2 separate regions of the Homo sapiens genome follow, and region 1 is linked to region 2. A link is a loop called in an ENCODE intact Hi-C map of the cell type or tissue named here. Cell type or tissue: Caco-2. All regions are shown on one strand. Links, peaks and the distances in the headings refer to the core of each region. The heading gives the core; the rest is flanking DNA. Region 1 overlaps RCN1 (reticulocalbin 1). Region 2 has its middle 11 kb from the start of SNORA88.

The links. Hi-C counts contacts between places; a loop is a spot of excess contacts. Peaks named below come from ENCODE experiments on the same cell type or tissue, not always from the same donor. Only the 100,000 strongest peaks of a DNase experiment are listed, where the experiment ranks them.
Region 1: a loop joins it to region 2, with 7 times the contacts of the local background. A loop is called at or near these places in 9 of 110 quality-filtered maps.

Annotation. Positions count from the first base shown.
Region 1 is chr11:32,097,571-32,107,537 of GRCh38, forward strand. RCN1 (reticulocalbin 1) reads left to right here. Exons shown (of 6, transcript NM_002901.4): 3 at 780-958; 4 at 2,978-3,038; 5 at 5,711-5,910; 6 at 6,795-8,152. The coding sequence ends at 6,902. Among named protein-coding and RNA genes, the nearest start is that of RCN1, 11 kb to the left of the region's middle. RefSeq lists an enhancer at 8,425-8,694. In Caco-2, for the core only: no CTCF peak of the experiment used is centred there; a DNase peak (open chromatin) is centred at 6,000.
Region 2 is chr11:32,149,668-32,159,634 of GRCh38, forward strand. It overlaps the pseudogene THEM7P. Among named protein-coding and RNA genes, the nearest start is that of SNORA88, 11 kb to the left of the region's middle. In Caco-2, for the core only: a CTCF peak has its summit at 5,082; no DNase peak of the experiment used is centred there.

The DNA.
Region 1 (9,967 bases), core at 1,282-9,281, 52 kb before region 2:
AGATTGAGACCCCATCTCAACTTCGTCTCAGATGCACACACGGAGAAGAAAGCAGAAAGGAAGTGTGTCTGTGGTATATTTTCAAAATGCTGCCTAATTCTGGATAGCAAGGATTGAGTGGGCCGGAGCAGTCAGGGAAGGCTTCCTGGTGTGGGTGGTTTGGAAACTGGAGCCTTGGAGAATGGATTTATATTTGGAGAAGGTGGGTCAACTGGAGGGGCAAAGATGCAGCAATGCATGCAGTAATGGGAAGGGTTTAGATCCAAGACAAACAAGATCGGGAGAAGGAAGGAGAAATGAGATTACAGAGGCACGGGGTGCAGACCTGCTGGGTGCATGGTGAGGTTGGCAAAGAAACAGGCCCAAGGAGAACCAAAGATGCACTCACGCGGCCAGAATCGGGGAGATCTTGAAAGCCAGGCACGGCGTTGAGACAAGATGTTTTGGGTACCAAAGAGCCTCTGTATGTTCCAGATCTAAGAATGAGATGATGAAAGTAGAGTTCTGCAAAGAGAAGTATGGCAGTAATATAGTCTAAAGCCTGCGCTCTTAACCACTTGCAGTAATTCCCCTAATATGCCATGAGGCCTAGATTATGGGGTGGCTTGAAGGGACTGATATTAGAGGCATTCTGACATAGAATGTTTTAAAGAACTCAGTAGGTCGGGACCTTTTTTCCCTATATGTACCATTTGAGCATGCAGGATGAGTGATCTGGCAGGAAACGCCTTTCTTGACCGCACGGTTTAAAAACATTTCTGCATACATACATCCTGCAGGAAACCCCGCAGAGTTTCATGATTCTTCAGATCATCACACCTTTAAAAAGATGCTGCCACGTGATGAGAGAAGATTCAAAGCTGCAGACCTCAATGGTGACCTGACAGCTACTCGGGAGGAGTTCACTGCCTTTCTGCATCCTGAAGAGTTTGAACATATGAAGGAAATTGTGGTTTTGGTAAGATAAGTGAAGAGTCTGGGCTGGGAAGAGACCAGGGAGAAAACTGCCTCCAAATCTTGTCTCTTCCAAAGAGAGAAGATTTTTCAGCCTGAAGGGAATTGGAGAAGGACTCTGAAGTAGAGTTTGTTGGAATCCCCGTCTACCCAGAAAATTAGTCAGGTCAGGCTGGCTGCTGTAACAGATAGCCCCCAGTTGTAGCCATTTAACACTAGCAAAGCTTGTTCCAGCCAGATGGACCTCCTGGGCTGTTCTCTGAGCACAGTTGGGTACCCAGTTCTCCTCTAAGCACTCCTGCTTGTGCTCTGCCATCTTGTAGCTTCAAAGTCATCCTGGCAACACCCAGCTGGCTGACAAAGGAAAAGAGAGGGAATGAGAAGATACAGTCTTTGTTTACTCTTCCGGCCAGGGAATGACACATCCCCTTCACGTATGTTCCACTGGTCCCTCCTAGATATGAAGAGGCTGGGAAATACAGTTTAGATACGTGCCTAGAAAGAGTAAATGGGGCCCAGGCACAGTGGCTCACGCCTGTAATCCCAGCACTTTGGGAGGCCGAGGCAGGCGGATCATGAGGTCAGGAGTTTGAAACCAGCCTGGCCAATATGTTGAAATGCTGTCTCTACTAAAGATACAAAAAAAATTAGCCAGGCATGGTGGCATGTGCCTGTAATCCCAGCTACTTGGGAGGCTGAGGCAGGAGAATCGCTTAAACCCAGGAGGCGGAGGTTGCAGTGAGCCGAGATCGTGCCATTGCACTCCAGCCTGGGCGACAGGGTGAGACTCCTTCTCAAAAAAAAAAAAAAGAAAGAGCAAATGGCTTAAGTGAGCAACTAGCTAGTCTCTGCCCCATTTTTCAATTTTAAGGGACTTGGAAAAAGACTCAGAAATGGAATGAATTGGATTGTTAAAACTGTATGGAAATGTAAAGTAAAAATTATGGCTGGAAGAGATGCTACCCTTAGCGGGTGGGTCTTTGGAGGGTGGGTGGATCAGGCCCTAGGCTTTGAGGAATGACTATGCTTGTAAGGCCTCAGAATGTAGTTGCTTTCCGTAGTGTCTTGTTGGGTCCCAAATGTCTTCATTTTCCATGACAATTAAATAAATGCCATCACCTGTTTTCCTGGGCAGATGCACCAACCCAGTTCCAACTGTTTCAATCCTGGGAAACAGATGGCTAGAGCTTTTGTTTACACGAGCTGTGGATGGTTTTAGTTATCCAGGTGGTGGAAGGGTCCACTCATGCTTCATCCTCCTGACTGCCATGACTGTAAGGACTGGGCAGTGGCTCCAAGAATCATTTCTCTTTACCACTCAACATTCATGTAGTGTTAGCTAATGTGGCAGAGGACAGTGCAGGTGGTGAATGATCCCGAGTAGACTACGAGCCTTTGGGAGTGGCTCTCTGCTCTCAGGTTGGCTCTTTGGTTTGACCCAGGATGCCTCTGAGTTGCTGTGCCAATGAACAGTAAACTCATTTAATTATTGACCCAATCAAAAAATACTGAATAAGAGGTCAAGTATACTAAATACAGAGCACAATACATCAAAAAGTCAGATATACTTTTATTTTTTAGTTGCCCACTGTTTCACATTTCTCTTGACACCAACTCAGTATTCATAGTCCTGTTAGCACTAGAGTCTATTCTTGTGGTCATCTAATCCAGTGGTTCTCACACTGGGTTTCTCGCATGTTCCCCAGTGGGTGTTTTGGCTGGATGGTGGAGTTAGTTGGCCTGGCAGGGCCTCCTGATATCGTCAGAGCACCTCTGGGGTTACAGGTACATCTTGCTTGCTTTGAAGAAAGCATTCTGCTCTGGAAACTGGGGTGGGGGATTAGGAACAGAAACTATTGCCTGTTTTTTACAGATAAAAAACTAGTTCCCAGGGAAGTAAGGCGATGAGCCAGAAGTCACCAAGCATTCAGCCGTAAAAGCTGGACAAATGAGGACAATAGAATTCTCAGACTTCTTAGAGCACATGGCCATCTTGCATTCTGTTTTACCTTTTGCTTCCTAGGAAACCCTGGAGGACATCGACAAGAACGGGGATGGGTTTGTGGATCAGGATGAGTATATTGGTGAGTACTGACCTAGAGTCTTGCTCAGCTGTCCTGACTGGGCCACATGACCCCACCCACACGTCTGGCTACTTTCCCCAGACGTCTCTTTTAGCAACAGCTGCAAGTCTATACGTCACTCCTGGGAGCTTCCAGCCTGCTTGTCCCATCAGCCCTAGTGATGTAGTATCAGGGAAGTATTATTAGGCCTCATTCAGTGGAGAAGAGATGAAAAGGCTGGCCCTACACAAGGCTGGCCAACAGTTGGCCCCATGACTCTGAGAGGTGCCCTTCATCACACTGCCTAGTTTTACCTTTGCAAAAGGACATTGGAGATCCCATAGATTTACAGTGAAGATAGAGGAGACAGTGTCAGGGCAAAGCCTCTAAAACTGGACTGGGTCAATGGAGCCTAGAAACTCTGAGTAGATGCAGCTGTGATTAACAGAACTGTTTATGTGTCTGAGCACTTTGCAGAAAGGCATTCTTCTTAGAAAGATAAATGCTTTACAGAGTGCACAATTGCCCAATAATATGCTCATTTTGTGCCCCTCGTTTCCCATCCTTTGGATGGGAGTCCTATAGTGTCAAATTAATGTATTTGGGTCTGAACCCACCATTGCTGGTTAGAGCCCTTCCTGGTAGCCCCAAATCCCCCCCAGCCCAACCCCCCGCTAGAAAGGACTAGAGCAGGCAACAAGGACAATTCCATTTGATCCTCACCACCTGCTATGGCACATGGCTCCAGCTGCAGGCTCCCTTCTCATGGCAGCTCTTTTCCCAAGTCTCAATAAAGTAAAAGCTGGAAAATCATTTGGTTTAGGTGTTGACCTATGAAAAGAGAAATGAAATATGTATAATTTTTGTACAGATTTTTAATCAAAGCCATTAATTACCTTTAAATGTAAAACTCAGAGCCTGAGTTGCTGTCTCTGGTTTTGTGGTTGTATTACTTTGCCATCCCAGACACGAGAACAAGTGCCTTCAGCAATGAAGAGCAGACTTTCCTCTAATCATTAGAAATTATGTTTGATCATGAGCCAAACACTGTTCCTTGTGTGTCATTGGTAACAGACAAGGTAGCTCTCGCCACAGTAATTAAAGTGATCTTGGTGGCACTACCCTGATAGAATAACATATGCTGACAGCTCCCTCATCAGAGCAAGCAGTTGAGCCTTCCTCTTGCTGGGTCCACGTGCGAGGGTCACGTTCGGAGGCGCAGACCTCTTACTGTGGCACTGGGGATGAAATGAGACTGACAGCAAAGACTGCATGATCAAAACAAACAATGTAGTGCTTTTGATTGAAAGTGTGCGCTCTGCCCAGCCCTCCGGAACTGTGCATTGAAATGGTGCAAAGTCAGAGGCAGAACTCTTTGAGTGGCTTTGCCTAAAAGAAGCATCCCATTCTTTACAGTGAATAGGGAGAGGGAGGTGGAGGCGTTGCGCTTGAAAATCGAATACCTAGTGACTCACAGGCAGAGGAAACCCAATGTATTGACTCGTCATTTCACTTCTCGGGGAGGCTTCTCTTCAAGCGGCACCAAGTGGAAAGTGTGTGGTGGGGGGTGGTAGTAGGAAGAGCACTGGAATTAGGAACCCTACCTTCACCAATTAGCTGTGTGACCCTGGGGTAATCATGTAATGGCTTCAAACCTCAGCTTCCTCATCTGTAAAATGGGGGAAAAAAAGTGAGCCCATTTTTACAGGATTCGATGAAGCTCGAATTAGCTAATACATATTACAACTCTTTCTCAAAAACAATGTAGACATGTCAGTTAGGGGTCTACCTTGTAGTCAAGGGTCTTGTCTTTTTTTTTCCTTCACTTACTACCTGCTTCATTCACCACCTGACATTTCCAAGCTCTGCTTCCGTGACAGAGAAACTGCCTGCAGGGTATCTCTCTTTTCCAAGAGCTACTGACACACACACAATGCAAAAACGTTTCCTTTTTCTTTTCCTTGCCATTTTGTACAATGGGGATAATGACCCATCTTGTAGAATTGTTATAAGGATGAAATATAATGACAAGTGAAAGCCCTTTGGAAATGATATAAACAATAGTACTAAACACAGTGGCTAAGACTCTGGGTTGAAAGCAGAGTGACCATGTTCCTGTGCAGCCTCCAGCTCATATGAGCTGTGGGTCATTGGGTAAGACTTTACCTCATTGTTTTCATCTGTAAAATGGGAATTATAACAGCACTCACTTTGTAAGGCTGTTATGTGAAAATCAAATGAAAACTGTGTGTAGAACACTTTATACAGTATCTGGACCATAGTGTTCAATGTTAGTCATTATTATTAGTTTTCGCTTATGTAGTGCCAGTTTGGGTTGTAGAGGGCTTTTACATCAAAATGGCACATTTGATCATAATAGCCCCATGATTTATAAATTATCATCTCCATTTTACAGACAAGGAAACTTCAGGCTCAGTCACTGAACTAAGTCAAAAGCCGGGATTTATCTTTTGGCTTCTAAACTCAGTTCTTTCTACTCCACCACATGGCCTTCATCATGAATAAATTACTGCATCATTATCCCCAAGAAGCTGCCTACCAGCTGTTTGAGTTAGGTCTCTGGATTGGTTGTCGCCTTTCCTAAAGCTCAGGAGGTCAAGTTTGTTTTATGGGGGTGGGGGAGGTTTACCTTCCCACTTTCCTTTGTAACCAACAATAACCTTCCCTTCTAGCGGATATGTTTTCCCATGAGGAGAATGGCCCTGAGCCAGACTGGGTTTTATCAGAACGGGAGCAGTTTAACGAATTCCGGGATCTGAACAAGGACGGGAAGTTAGACAAAGATGAGATTCGCCACTGGATCCTCCCTCAAGATTATGATCATGCACAGGCTGAGGCCAGGCATCTGGTATATGAATCAGACAAAAACAAGGTATTTCCCATTCTTCTGGAATCACTGATTGAAGGGAGACAGTTTACATAAGATCGGTTTTGTTTGCTTTTTCGGCGATAGCATTGACCCATGTGGCCATGTCTTTATTGACTTTTCCTTCTTGTCCTACAGTGGAGACCTGTAAACTTGAGCTAATACCGTGATAACCCACAGTAAAATTATTAGGCCCCAACTTTCCTGGAAAGTCAGCTGTGAGCCACAGACTTACATTAAGTCACATTTCCTAAGATTGCAGAACTTTGTGGGCAGGACACGATTTAAGAAGTATACCCCGTGTTGCCCTAGGATCAGCTTATTTATCCATTCATTGTCACCAAATACTTATCAAACATCTGTGAGGTGTCAGGAACAAGGAAGCCCATCCCATTAAAGCCCAGACATCCTCAGGCAAGCTCAGGTTTCTGGCTTTAATGCCTAGTACTTCGGTATCTATTGATAAACATCCAAATAAACAAATCAATACATTTAGAAAAATGTCCTGCCTATTCCCCACTTTGCTGATTGCCCCCAAATTCTCAGGTTATGCCAACAGTCAGTTTAGGCAGCGAGGCTGTAAGAGGAAAGTGGCATTCTTGAGGGCCTATTTTGGGAAGACCAACACTGCTTGTGGGCACAAATGGATTCTAGCTTCTGAATTACTCGGGGACTTCCCTGACACGTTAGCACGGTTTTTATAGCAAGAGGCTGTTCCGATTTGGAGTTTTGCAATGCAGTCATGGTAGATGAAGGAGGTGCCCAGTAGCTTCTGGATTACTAAATATAGTATTTTAAATGTTGTACATCAGTGAAATGACATGAACATCATACAGAACTAGTACAGTTACCAGAGCTTCCATGACAGTGCTCTTTGATCTCTTCTATAGGATGAGAAGCTAACTAAAGAGGAAATATTGGAGAACTGGAACATGTTTGTCGGAAGCCAAGCTACCAATTACGGGGAAGATCTCACAAAAAATCATGATGAGCTTTGATAGACACTCACCAGAATATGGCAGACTGTCATAGGCATTCTGTTATTGTCTTGGATTGTTGCTACAATTGTCTAATTTACAGCAGTTGTGATCCCACAAAAAGCAAGTTTATACCTCAGATTGGGGTATAAAAATTGTTTTTCGCTCAGTATTTACTGGAAAATGGACATCACTAGTCTTTCAGTAAGATTTCTCTCAAAACACGTGAAAACCTTGGTAAATTGCAATTCTTTCTGGGGATATATTGGTACAACATGACTTAAAACTTTTTTTTTTCTATTAAAACTTAAAGGGGAACAAAACTTGAAAAAGCCCTGTTCTTCAGAAGGTGAGTGGGTTGAGGGAGGCAGTAATATGAAGTGACTGCTGTGTATTTTAACTACCAGATTTTTTATATTTGCCACTGTTAAATAGTTGGAAAGGGGAAATTCTGATTAAGCGAAAGTGGTATCATCCTAGGTAAGCTTATTTCAGAACAAGTCTAATATTTCAGATTCTTTCTTTTCGACTTTATACTCTGAGTTATTACTTACTGTAAGTGGTGTATATGAAACCTCCATGCATTTTCCAGTATGGATCTGCTAATATGCACAGTAAATCCATGTCTTTGTTTGTTTTTCTATTAAAAAGCAATCAAGAAAGATAATGTGAAAAAGAAAGGAATTTAGAGGTAGGGAAAAGATGAATGTCAGACATTTGAAGAACTATAGTAAAATGATAAACACTAAATATACTTGAGAAAACTTTCTTAATATGCCAATGAGGTAGGCCTGATCTTTGAAATAGTGAATAGGAATACAATGCATTTCCTCAGTGATCACTGATTAGAATGAGTTGGTGGGATCCTTGGGAAGCCAAACGGAGCGGAGTTCTGGATCATGTCCCATCCAGTCCAGTGAATCCACGACCCGCAGACCTGTCCCCCCGCAACAGCTTATACCATGGAATGAGGACAAGGTGATACTCTGAGCTGTGGACTGAACTGGCAGACACAACCTGTACAGATTGAAATTTCACCTTGTAAGGAGGAAGTGAATGAAATAAAGGATCCCCCTAAGGATTTTCTACTGTGTCCTGTGGTGTTTGACTTCACAGATGCTATTTGTGACATTATTCATATAGCATAAAACAGTGGGGTTGGATCCCATGAATAACATTATAAAGGTTCTGGGGTTTTTTTTCATCCAATTACTAGAATGTTCAGAATAGACTCATATTTACTAATTTAATAAATGTATGTACTTAATGCCTTTACTTTTCTAGGTCATTTTAACTATAAAATCTTCCTGAAAAAGGTTGCACCTGGAAAATCTGGACTTCTTCCCTGGGCCTATGAGGCGCTGTAGGAGGAGGCCTATGGGATCTGGCCCCTACCAGCAGTAGCATCATCTCCTTACCACTGTCCCTTTCATACCGCCTATAGTCTGGCCCCAGAGACTTTCTAGTCCTCAGACACACCAAGGTCATTCCCAGGTTGGGCCCTTTGCACTTGCTGCCCCCTCACATTCAGAATACCCATCTCTCACGCCCTCGGGTAACACATGGTACTTCCTCAGGGGGGCTTTCCAGACCCCACTATTTAAAGTAATCCCAACTCGAATCTCGGTTTCACATCCCCATTTTATTTTCTTCTTGGCATGCATTACTATTTGTATTCATTTCCATGCCTTCTGTCCAAATTGCCACAAAGTGGGGGATTTACAGTGACAGAAACTTACACGGTTCTGGAGGCCAGGGTCTGAAGTCAAGGTGTCAGCAGGGCTGCTCTGCCTCTGAAGGCACTAGGGAAAATGCCTCCTTGCTTCTTCCAGCTTCTGGTGACTCCTTGGAGTTCCTTAGCTTGTGGCTACATCACTCCACTGCGTCATCTCTGCCTCTGTCTTCACAAGGCCTTCCTCTCCTTTCTCTGTGTCTCCCCTTGGTGTGTCTTTTATAAGCACACTTGTCATTTGATTTAGAGCCCACTTGGATTATCTAAGATGGTCTCATCTTGAGGTGCATAATTACATCATCCCTTTTTCCAAGTAAGATCACATTCACAGGTTCTGGGGGTTAGCAGGTGGATATATCTTTTGGTGGGGGGCCTTCATTCAAGCTAACCTACTACACCACTTGACATTATATTGTTTGGACATTGCTTGTCTCTCCCAAGCTAGAATATAAACCATGAGACCAGCAGTCTCGTTTTCTGATTTACTGCTGTTTCCCGGGACTGCGAACAGTAGAGTCTATTAGCAATAAATGCTCAGGAATTATTTGCTGAATGAATGAGAGGCTGATGGCTTTAATCAAAGGGAATATCTCTCAGGGAAAAAAATTCTGTAAAAAATATTAAAATAGCTAACAATTGCTAAATGGGAACTTTGAGCGATTTGCCCAAGATTCCACAATGATTAAATGGCAAGGCAAGACATCAACTCCAGGTGTTCCTGGCTCCAAAGTTCTCTTCCATTTAGCTTTAAGTTTTGCTGCTCCAAATCTCAAAATTTCATATGTTTTCTCTTTATTTCTTTGCTCATCCACAGCATATGATTATGTGGTAAGGAAATGAGAATAACTCCGCTTTACTAGAAATAAGCATATGGCTTTTTTTTTAAAGCAATGAGAAGCTGTTTTTTAAAAAATGAGAAAATAATATTGTGTAACCTAATTATAAGCATAACAATTTAAAAGGTGATGACATTATTTTTCACCTCCAAAAAGGAATATAGTTGATTTATTATTGTATGTAGTAAGACATTAAATATATTTGGAGCATTAACTTTTTCCTTTCAAGTCAGTGCACATTGGAAGACTAACCCTGAACGATACTAGAGCTTCTGGGGCTGAATTTAACACTAAAGAATGAAAACCTTAGCTAGGGGCAAAACTGTTAACATGGTGATTTGTAAAACCTTAGATTTCTAATAAGGTCTGACTGTTTCAAGGAAAACATATTTTGTTTCTAGGTAACATTTCAAGTCTGATTATGAACAAATGCTACAAAATTGATCTGTAATGGGAAATACTGTAATGTCACAAAGCATTATTTAATGCTTAATGTGACTGAAAGCATTAATTGCTAG
Region 2 (9,967 bases), core at 1,056-9,055:
CAAAGCCAGGTGGAACTGTAGACTGAGCTCCAACTCAACCTCCCTTATCGGCTGCTAACAGGTGAGGCAGTGAGCTGAGGAAACACGCTCAGGCTAACAGGTGTGTTGCCGAAAGGGAAATAGGAGAAGGGCCTCAGTACGCTCCCACCTGGTCATGAGTCTGCCACCTGGTATTTTTCGGGTAACACCTTCAGTCATGTCCCCATCTCTGGCCCAATCAGGGAGGCCAGGCAGATGGCGTTTATCATTCCCCAGGCCAGGGGTGGTACTGAATTGGCAGCCTCATCAGGACCACACTGAAAGAAAACGGCACTGCCCTCCAAGTAAGAGGGTGCTGTTTTATGTAAAGGAGGTGTTGGGGATCAGAAACAAAACCCCCAAAATATGATACTTTGACATAATCAACTGAAGAAGCTTCAAGGTCTCTCTGACCTTCCCCCCGAACCTCATAATCTCTCCCAAAGAAGCTGAAGTTCCTTTATCTCCCTAGGATCCAGACCTATCAAGGAGAACAATTGTTTTTTTTTCCCCTCCCTGAAATACCAAGAACATAACCACACCTAAACAGACCCTTTCACTGTCAAAGACAACTATTTACAAGTGAGTTTCTGTTCCACTAATGAGTGGATTACTAGGGATCCACTCATTCTCCATAATAATCCTTTATTGCCCCTCTTCTCCTCCCACCTCTCATAACCTGTGTTGCCAGGAAGGCATATAAGTTTCTGAACCCTGTTGAAGGACAGGCAATCACTGTGATTTTCCCCATGCACCCGTTAAGTAAGTTTATATGCTTTTTTTTCCCAATTAATCTGTCTTTTTTTAGTTGATTTTTTCCAAACCTTCAGAGGGTGAAGGGGAAGTTTCCCTTGGTCCTTACAGAGGAAAGGGATGCTGGAAAAATGAAAGCTAGAATCCCTTGATCAGTAGGATTTTCCAGGGGAGTCTCAGACCCAGAGTAATAGCTAACTCCAAGGCTACCATTATGAAGGGGCCGGGCTCTGCAAAGGGAAAAAGGGAGAATGAACAGTCGTAAGATGACTGCTGTTTCTAAGGGCCTGTCCTTGTTGGTACACACTGCTTGGTCTAATTTTGAAACTATATCATCCTCATTTTACAGATGAAGAAACAGACGATCAGGACAGTTAAGTAATTTGCCCAAAGTCATACAGCTAGTAAATACTAGAGCTGGTAGAGGGAGGCACAGGTCTCCATCCTCCGACAGGGAGGAAAGGTTTAATTTCAGGTGCCCTCACTTAGCGTACCTCACTGTCAAAGCCTTAAAAATATTTTTATGACCCTTCAACCAGATTTTCTTTGGATGCTTTCCAAAGCTCAAATGAAGCAACATATCTTCCCTTTCATCTCTGATTTTTGGAGGGCAGCATGTGCTATTTCAATGTCCCTGGACAGACACAGAAAAAGATATGGAAATGGGGCAGAAGCTAGTGTTGTCTACACTGCCCAAAGAGTCACTGGGTCTCCAACCACATTAACCAGCATTCAGCCTGGCTGTTGAGTGTCCCCTGTTCACACATCTTGTGCAACAAATAGCATGGATGTTGCAGAGTCAGCACATCAAGTGGAAGCAAGAGGATGGAGTCTGTCTTACCTTGTCCCTAATTCCTGTCTCTGACACCTGTGAGCTGTCCTCTAACAAGTAACTTAACCTCCATTAGCCTCAGTTTCCTCCTCTGTAAAATGGGAAAATCATACCTCTTTTAAAGATGCACCAAACAGATATTATTATCCCCATTCTACTTGTTCTACCCACAATTCCTGTCCCTTCTGGCCACAGAAAAGAAGGGACATATTCCTGACTCGAGGGTAGAAAACCCACTGGCCGATAAGAAACCACTGACATTGTATAGGGAATGTCAACTAAGGAGTGGAGAGTCCACCAGCCAGTGGCAGACACTTCAGGTGCAAGGGCCTGGGTGAAGGGGGTTGGAAGGGCTATTTGGGTTCAAGCACAAAACAAATGAGTAGAGGAAGCCAGTGAAGAAAAAAGAGAGCTGGGAGGAAAACAGATGCCAGAGAGAGAAAAGCAGAATGAGAACAGTAACGTGGCTCCTGAACAACAGAGAAAGAGCATGAAAGAGCCTGCTATTGGTTCCTTCTTCCTTAGCTTGTGTGAGATCACAGTCTCCATTTCATCTGAGCCAGCCTGAGGAAGTTTCCATTCCTTATGTCAGAACAATGCAACACAAAACACTGAGGGGGCAAAAAGACCATTGGGAGAGTTATCTTCCTGACACATAGTAGGTGCTCAATAAAAATCCTCACAGTTCTCTTCCTAAACTTGATTGAGGATAAAACACACTCAAACTAGCCCCATGTGACTACAAGCCAAGTCTGTATTTGAATCACTTTCCTTCTACACTTCTATTCCAAAAACCGTGGCCAAACTATGTGAGATATACTGCATAATTAGTGCGTACCTCTTAGCCTTGCCTAATTACCTCTTTTATCAATTAAAAATATTTTCCCATTAAGGAGAGGAGTTGAGAGGGAGAATGGAGTCACTTCCCTATTTCTAAAGCCTCTGAAAAATCCAGCAAGATAATGTCACCGATTTGGTTAATTTCAGGTGCACATCGGGCTATTCAACCTAGGTGAATTTAATGACTCAGGACAGGTCGGGCGATGAATGTCCCTGTAAATCATTTATAATTGCAAACATAAAAATTAAAAATCAGTCTGAAGAGCAAGATAACGTAATGGTAATGACAAAGAGCAGTAATCTGAAGATAGCGGCTCCTTGCTTTAATCAGGCCCATTCGAATGACAGAGCGCTCAGCCTCTGGGGGATTGTTCTGGAAACAAAAGGCTGGGAACCTACTTCAGTCTTTAATGACTCACTACGATAAAAGAAATTAACTGAATTTTCATATTATAATTATAAAACTTAATAGGGAATTTTTTCCTCTTCATACTCTTTATTTTTCTTCTAGTTGAGATAAACCAACAGACAGCCTATTCTCCTTACAAGGATGACTTTAAAGGCCAGTGATGTTCAGCCATGTCACACTGAAAGTCCAGCTAATAAATTATGTCCAAAAAGAGGCGCTGCCAGTGCTATAAAAGATAGTTTCTGGAGGCTTTGAGAAATTTTAAAAAGTCCTTACCTTATTTTCAGTGTGTATATGATACTGTAGCCCTCCAAGTCAGCCAGATCAAGAAGCAGATAAGCAATAAAGCATCAAATTCTTCTCTCCGGTGCTTGTGAACCACAAATTGAACATTCTCCTTCCCTTGCCTTTTCTGCCTGGTAGACATTTAGTCATAGTTCCAGGTCTAATTTAGGTGGAACTTCCTTTAGGAAGCTTTCTCTGATTACCACCCTTCCTTCCTCTTTTCCCAGAACTTCCCCCTTCCTGGCGGCTCATTCTCTCTTCTGGGTTTCCTCTGAACCCTAAACACAGACCTAATCCTGGACTTATCACACTGTGTGTCTTACTGTCACAGGAGTAGGATAATTGCATTCTCTCCTACAAAGCTATCATTCTTTTGAGGAGAGACTATGTAGGAATCATGACCAACCGACCCTCCAAACACATGCCACATTGTGGGCATTGAATAAATATTTGTTGGCTGATTGAGATCTATCTTAATTCCAGGTTTAACCTGGGAGAAAAAAGTGAGGGCAGAGTCAAGAAAATACCAAGCCTTTAGCACTGAAGAATAAAAAATACAAAGAGAGATAAGGGGTAGGGGCAGTCAGTACATAAGCTTCCTTAAATAGACACACAAATACACAATTCTTGCTCTTGATAATAAGAAAATAAACATGGGGTATTTTCTCTGGAGCTTTTAAATATTTCCAAGAGCCCTTGATAAAATTACAGTATTTTCCTGAGCAGCTGGGGTGACATTGCTCCATATAATTTCTTCTCCACGTGAATTGTATTGTGACATGAATGAGTAAGAATTTTTCAGTTGCAAGCAACAGAAACTGACTTCAGTCAACTTAAGGGCAGGGGGAAAGTCAGAGGTAGATTTTGTAGTTAGAACATAAAAGCATCTCACTAAACCGAAGGACAGGAATGTGGCTGGGAAGCAGGAAGAGCTGGAACTGGGAACTGGGAAGTTATCTCTTCAACAGGAGTTTCCTCTCTCTATTCCATAGATCATATTTCCTTGAGTCTCTCTCACCCTCTGTGCCAACCTTAGTGAACATCAGAATCCCCCAGAGGGCTTGGTAACCTGCAGGTCGCTGGACACCTCCTCCAAGTTTCTGAATCTGTAAGTCTGGGTGGGAACTGAGAATGTGTGTTTCTGACCAGCTCCCAGTGATGCTACTGCTACTGATCTGGGCACCAAATTTGAGAACAATTTCTCTATATCAGCTAGTGTACAGGGCAGGAAGAAGGTCAATGGAGCTGCCACATTTGCAGGTCACAGTCATAGCCACCAAGAGAGACTCAACCTGGTCCCACTTTCAGCTTCCTGGGAGACAGAACTCATTGCCCCAAGTGGACTAAGAATCTACCCTGGGCCCATCAGCTCTGGCTAGACACATGGCTGCCCCCTGAGCACACTGAGCCATTCCCAGGGAACAGGAGCTGGGCAAGCCACCCAATGTGACTGCCATGAGACTCAAAGGAGTCTTGCATTTTTACTGGACTAGTGGAAGCCCAGGTACCTTTAAGACAGCAGAAGCTCAGAGTTCAGGAAACTCCCTCTCACCTGAAACAAAACTCAGAACTACTCCCATCTCTGCAAACAGCAGCTCCTGTCAAATGTGTGAGGGCAGGAAAGAAGTAGGGCTTCCTTCCCATGTGACACTGCGGCAGAGGGTTGAAGAACTTGGTCTGCAGCAGTGGTTCTTAAGCAGGGGTGATTCTGCCCCCTAGGGACACTTGGACATTTCTGGAGACAGTTTTAATTTTCACAACTTGGAGGTGAGGAGTAGGGCTGCTACTGGCATCTAATGGATAGAGACCAAAGATGCGGGTAAACATCCTACAATGCACAGGACAAGCCCCATAACAAAGACTTCTCCAGCCCAAAATGTCAATAGGGCCAAGACTGAGAAATTCTGGTTGAGAGCCTAAGAGATCCTCAAAAAAAGAAAAGTTATGGTCTTCTCCTCCACAGCATGGGTGACATTGTTCCACATAGTTGAATCCCAGTCCCACCCACTGAGTTAGAGCCCTACACGGCTGCTTACTGGCTGTGGGAACTCAGGCAAGCCACAATCCCTCTAAGCCTTAGCTTCCACATATGTAATATGGGACACTAGGGCTGTTGGAGGGAATTTAATGAATTAATAGCCATAAAGAACTTAGCCCAATGCCTGACACACAGTAAGCACTCCATACACAATAGTTATGTATCAATGTTATTACTGTTGTTATTATTATTATGTATTTGTGATTGGACTCATGGAGGAACTCTGACATTCCTCCCTGACTTGGGATAGATAGCTCAATGAATTCAGGAATTATTGTGAGGGTGGGAAAAAAGGAGGCTAAACTCTCATGGAAAAGAATAAACGGGGTGGCAGTGGGGTTGGGAGGAGCCACTCATCTTAAAGAAAGGAGACACTAGAACCTGCATGTGGCATCATTCTGCATCCTCTTTCCCTTTCACAGCAAAGTGTTTTTACGTTGGCACTTTTCATACTGAATTAGGGAAAGTAAATATTAATAGGAGATGATACTAATCACCCATGACAGAAAATTCCCACTCTGATCAAACTTTCATAACACATTAGGAGCAAAAAGCCCTCTCCTGCCTCTTACAGGCCAATCTCCATGTTGCCCATACGCGATGGCAATCACAAGCGTCTGTCCATCTGCAAAGGCTCCTTAACACAGGCCAATGACAACATGCAAACCGAGATTGCACTGCAAATGCTCACTGCCCAAGTGCCAAGGCCAGCCTCCATCACACGGTCAGTGGTAACCGTAGTGTCCTTGATGCTCCTGAATGCGGGCACAAAGCTCTGCCTATCCAGGGGAATCACTGTATCTTGGCATTTTAGAGTTAAAAAGACCTTGGAAATCTTTCAGACCAATTCACTCACATTTAAGCTATCAGTTCATGGAAGGGACTAAGTAAATTTATTTAACCACAAGGTACTAAATCTTCTGTAGGAACCAGACATTAGGTGGAGCAGCGGAATAATCTGAAGGTCTTTCACTTCTAATGCAATTGTGGTAGACAGCCCTTTAGGAGAGTTCTGGGCCAATATCTAGCTGGACTTTGTCACATTTTATTTTTTAGTTTGCTTTGATTCAATTTGATAGTCTCTGTCATTTAATTGATTAGTTATATTTCTTGAGATACTGAATTATTTCTGCCATCTTATTTTGTGTGTTTCTGTTGGTTATCCACTTCTTGACTTCTTTCCCCTCATTTTCTGGCTTCTTTTAGATTGACAAAGTTTTCTATAATTTTTCTTGTTACATTGTTAGTTTGGAAGGTATAGAGTGTATTTCTAGTCTTCTAATGGCCATCCTTAATCTTTTTTTTTTTTTTGTCTCAAAAAAATGAGACAGCATCTTGCTCTGTTGCCCAGGCTGGAGTGCAGTGGTGTGATCACGGCTCACTGTAGCTTTGACCTCCTGGGCTCAAGCAATCCTCCTTCCTCAGCCTCCTGAGAAGCTGGGGCTACACCTACATGCCACTACTTCGAGCTAATTTTTTAAAAAAGTTTTGGTAGAGCCATGGTCTCACTATGTTGCCCAGGTTGGTCTCAAACTCCTGAGCTCAAGCTATCTTCCTGCTTCCTCCCACAGTGCTGAGATTACAGATGTGAGCCACCACATTCTGCCATTCTTAGTATTTTAACCAACTTACTTAATTCTACATTTGTACAACAAAGTCCCAAATTGCTCATTATTTCTATCTTCCTCCCAAATGTGACATAAATCTTAGTGGGCAAAAATGGTCATATTGCCTTGAAGCCTAAAATATTTACTCTCTGGCCCTTTAAGAAAAAGTTTGCAGGCCCCTGCTCTAGAATAATAGTTTAGTGGGGTGGAAAAATTATAGGTTGATGGTTATATTTTTCAACACTTTGAACATATTCCTTCAATGTCTTTGGCCTTTACTGTTGCCCATAAGAAATTATACTTTATGTATTACAGTTTTACTATGATGTGTTTAGCTGTGAATTTTTCTTTGTGTGTACTGCTTGGAACTCAGCATACACTATACATAAGGTGATCACGCCTTTCTTCAGTTTCTTGTCAGATACTGTTTCTCTGCTATTTCTTACATTGGAGTTCTTGATCTATATATTATATCTCTTAACTTAAAAAAAATAATTGTTTTGTTTTTTAAAATGTCCTCTCTGTTAGTGCTGCATGCTACTAACTAAAGCACATGTTAACTCAGTGCTATCTTCCAGTTCACTAATTCTTTCTCCAACTACATATACTCTAAAGTTTATACTATTGCTTTTCTGGTTTGGTGGCTATATTTTTTATTTTCAAGGTTTCTAATTGGTTCTTATTTCATTTGTTGGTTTATTTTACCTTTTATTGCTTGCTTGACTTCCTTATTTGACAGCTTTGCAATTACCTCCACGAAGATGACCCCCAATCAGATCTTCTAATGGCATTTCAGGGCTCCTGTCCCATGTATTGTTGGGAAAATCATAGATCCAATCATGAGGCAGTGGCCAATTTAGTTGAATTCTTACTCAAGAAGCTCTGGGTTCTCCAGCCTCTATAGGTTCCCATCATTCTTACAGTCATAGCCCAGCAATTCTGAATTTTTCCACAAGGGACACTGGGCAATGTCTGTAGATACTTTTGGTTGTCACAACTGGAGGAGGTGGGTTGTTGTTACTGGCATTTAATGGGTAGAGGCCAGGAACAGCGCTAAACATTCTACAATGCATAGAACAACTCTACTACACAGAATTATCTGGCCCAATGTGTCAACAGCCCTTAGGGTAAGAAACTCTGCCATAGCCCCAGGTAGTGATCAGCACTTTTCAGTCTCCTTTCACAACTAAGGGAGCTACACTCCAGCTCCCAGCTTTAAGCAGTGAGTGTGGCCTGGTGAGCACTGTTAATCTTGGTCTGGTGAGCACTGTTAATTGCTGAGATCCCTCAGAGGTGGATCTCCTAGTGATCATTGTGAGCTTCTAGACCCAGAATCAACAGACCCAATGATGAAGCCCCATTCGTGTTGCATTTCTGGTCCGTGGACTTACCTTATTCCTGAGCCATGCCTCTTATACCTTTTTGGTTTTCTACTTTAACATTTAATCTCTCACCTCTGTATGTTTGAAGCAAAGATATTGAGTCAAAACACGAACTCACTGTGCCACCTTCACCCAAGCCAAATGCTTAATAAGGACAGTCTACATGATTCAACCATTTCTTTTTCCTTTGTTTTATTATTTCTTAGATTTTTTTTTAGATAAAAATATCAGATGTTTTGCAATATGCTCTCCCACAACTCACTGTATAATGAGATAGTACTTTCTAGGTTGAATTTTCTCAGAGGTATTTTCAAGGGAGCAGCTCAAAGGGGCCTTTGAAAAGATCTAGAAGCCTTGCAGCTGACAGGAGGAAAAGGAGACCCTGATGGATGCTGGCACATTTGACTGGAGCTTCTCCCATATTTAAAGGATGCTGGGGTGCAAGGTGGAGGTTTTTGAAGGTTGTATTTCAATGGACACAGCTTCCTTTCCCTGTGACTTGTGCCCCTGCTTCCTTGTGTCTTGGTGACCCAGTGGGAACTGCTATATATGGAAAGAAGATAGTTATGAAATGCCCAAGGCAGGCGTCTCAGTCTCAAATGAGATTAGAGGAGCAGGATGTGGAAAATCAAAACCACAGAAGACCCTAAAATTCCCTGACACTGGATAAAGCACAGCTGTCATCAACATCCAACGTTTTGCTTTTCCAAGCCCACTGGGTCTGAGTGTTTCATGTGCAAGACCAGGACTCGGTTCCATCTAATTCAGATGCCATGCATCCCCTGCAGTGTCTCCCCTCTAGGGACACTGCCCTAGCCCAGCAGAGGTATGGTTCCTAGAGTCTCCTTCCAGAGCGCTGTTTATCATGGGTCTGCTCCTGGCTCACCCCAGGCTCATTTGATTGGATGAAAGATGGACACCTGGCCTAATTAACTTCTGTCTCTGAGGAAACTGATTTTGAGTAATGAAGATGTAGTCATTTACCTGTGGGGAGCCTAGCTGGAAGGTCATGTGGAATTGGAGGCTGAGGACACCATTTTGGGGTTGCCAGAAGAAGGCCATGTGCAAGCAGGACCGCCATGTACAAGGGCATCCAACTGAGAAGTAAGTGAGCCTGGAAACTCAGCTTGCCAAACTGTGTGCCCTGGAGTGAACACCTTCTTCTAATTTGCACGAAGTTGTCACATGGGCTAGCATTGGAACCTGTGTGCAAGTAGATGAGTGTGCAGAGGAGATGTCCTATAAAGACAAGAATGAAGGAAATGTGCAGCCTGGATGCGAGACGAGTAGCCTCAGGGAGGAATAACAAGCGAGGTGGAAGAAAGAGTTGCCTGTAGTCCTCAAAGCTCCTGAGCCCTTTGTTCCAGTCCCTGCAAACACCCAGCTCCACTTCCTACCTATGGCTTGTGGGAAATGTTCTAGTGTGCTTATAATAAATTCCCCATTGCTTAAATTAGCTTTAATGAGTGGATTTCTGTTCTTTGCAATTAAAAATGCGCTGTTGTGATTCAGCTTGTTCTTATGTACTATTGTATGCTCAGAGCCTAGCACAGTGTCCACACGTAGTAGTTGCTCAGTGAAGATCTGCCAAATAGATGCATGGAAGAGAAACTTGTGAAATGAGTGGTTTAAGAAAGTGCCAGTATTTGAGATTCCTCACCAAGTCCATCTGGCACAACAGAAACATGAGAGTTTCTATGGTGAAATTAAACCAGTAACATTTTTCACCAGAACACATTGGTGAAATTCCAATAAGAAAATACAGTGTAAGCCTCAATTTTCAGAGGCTTATGATGCTCCCTT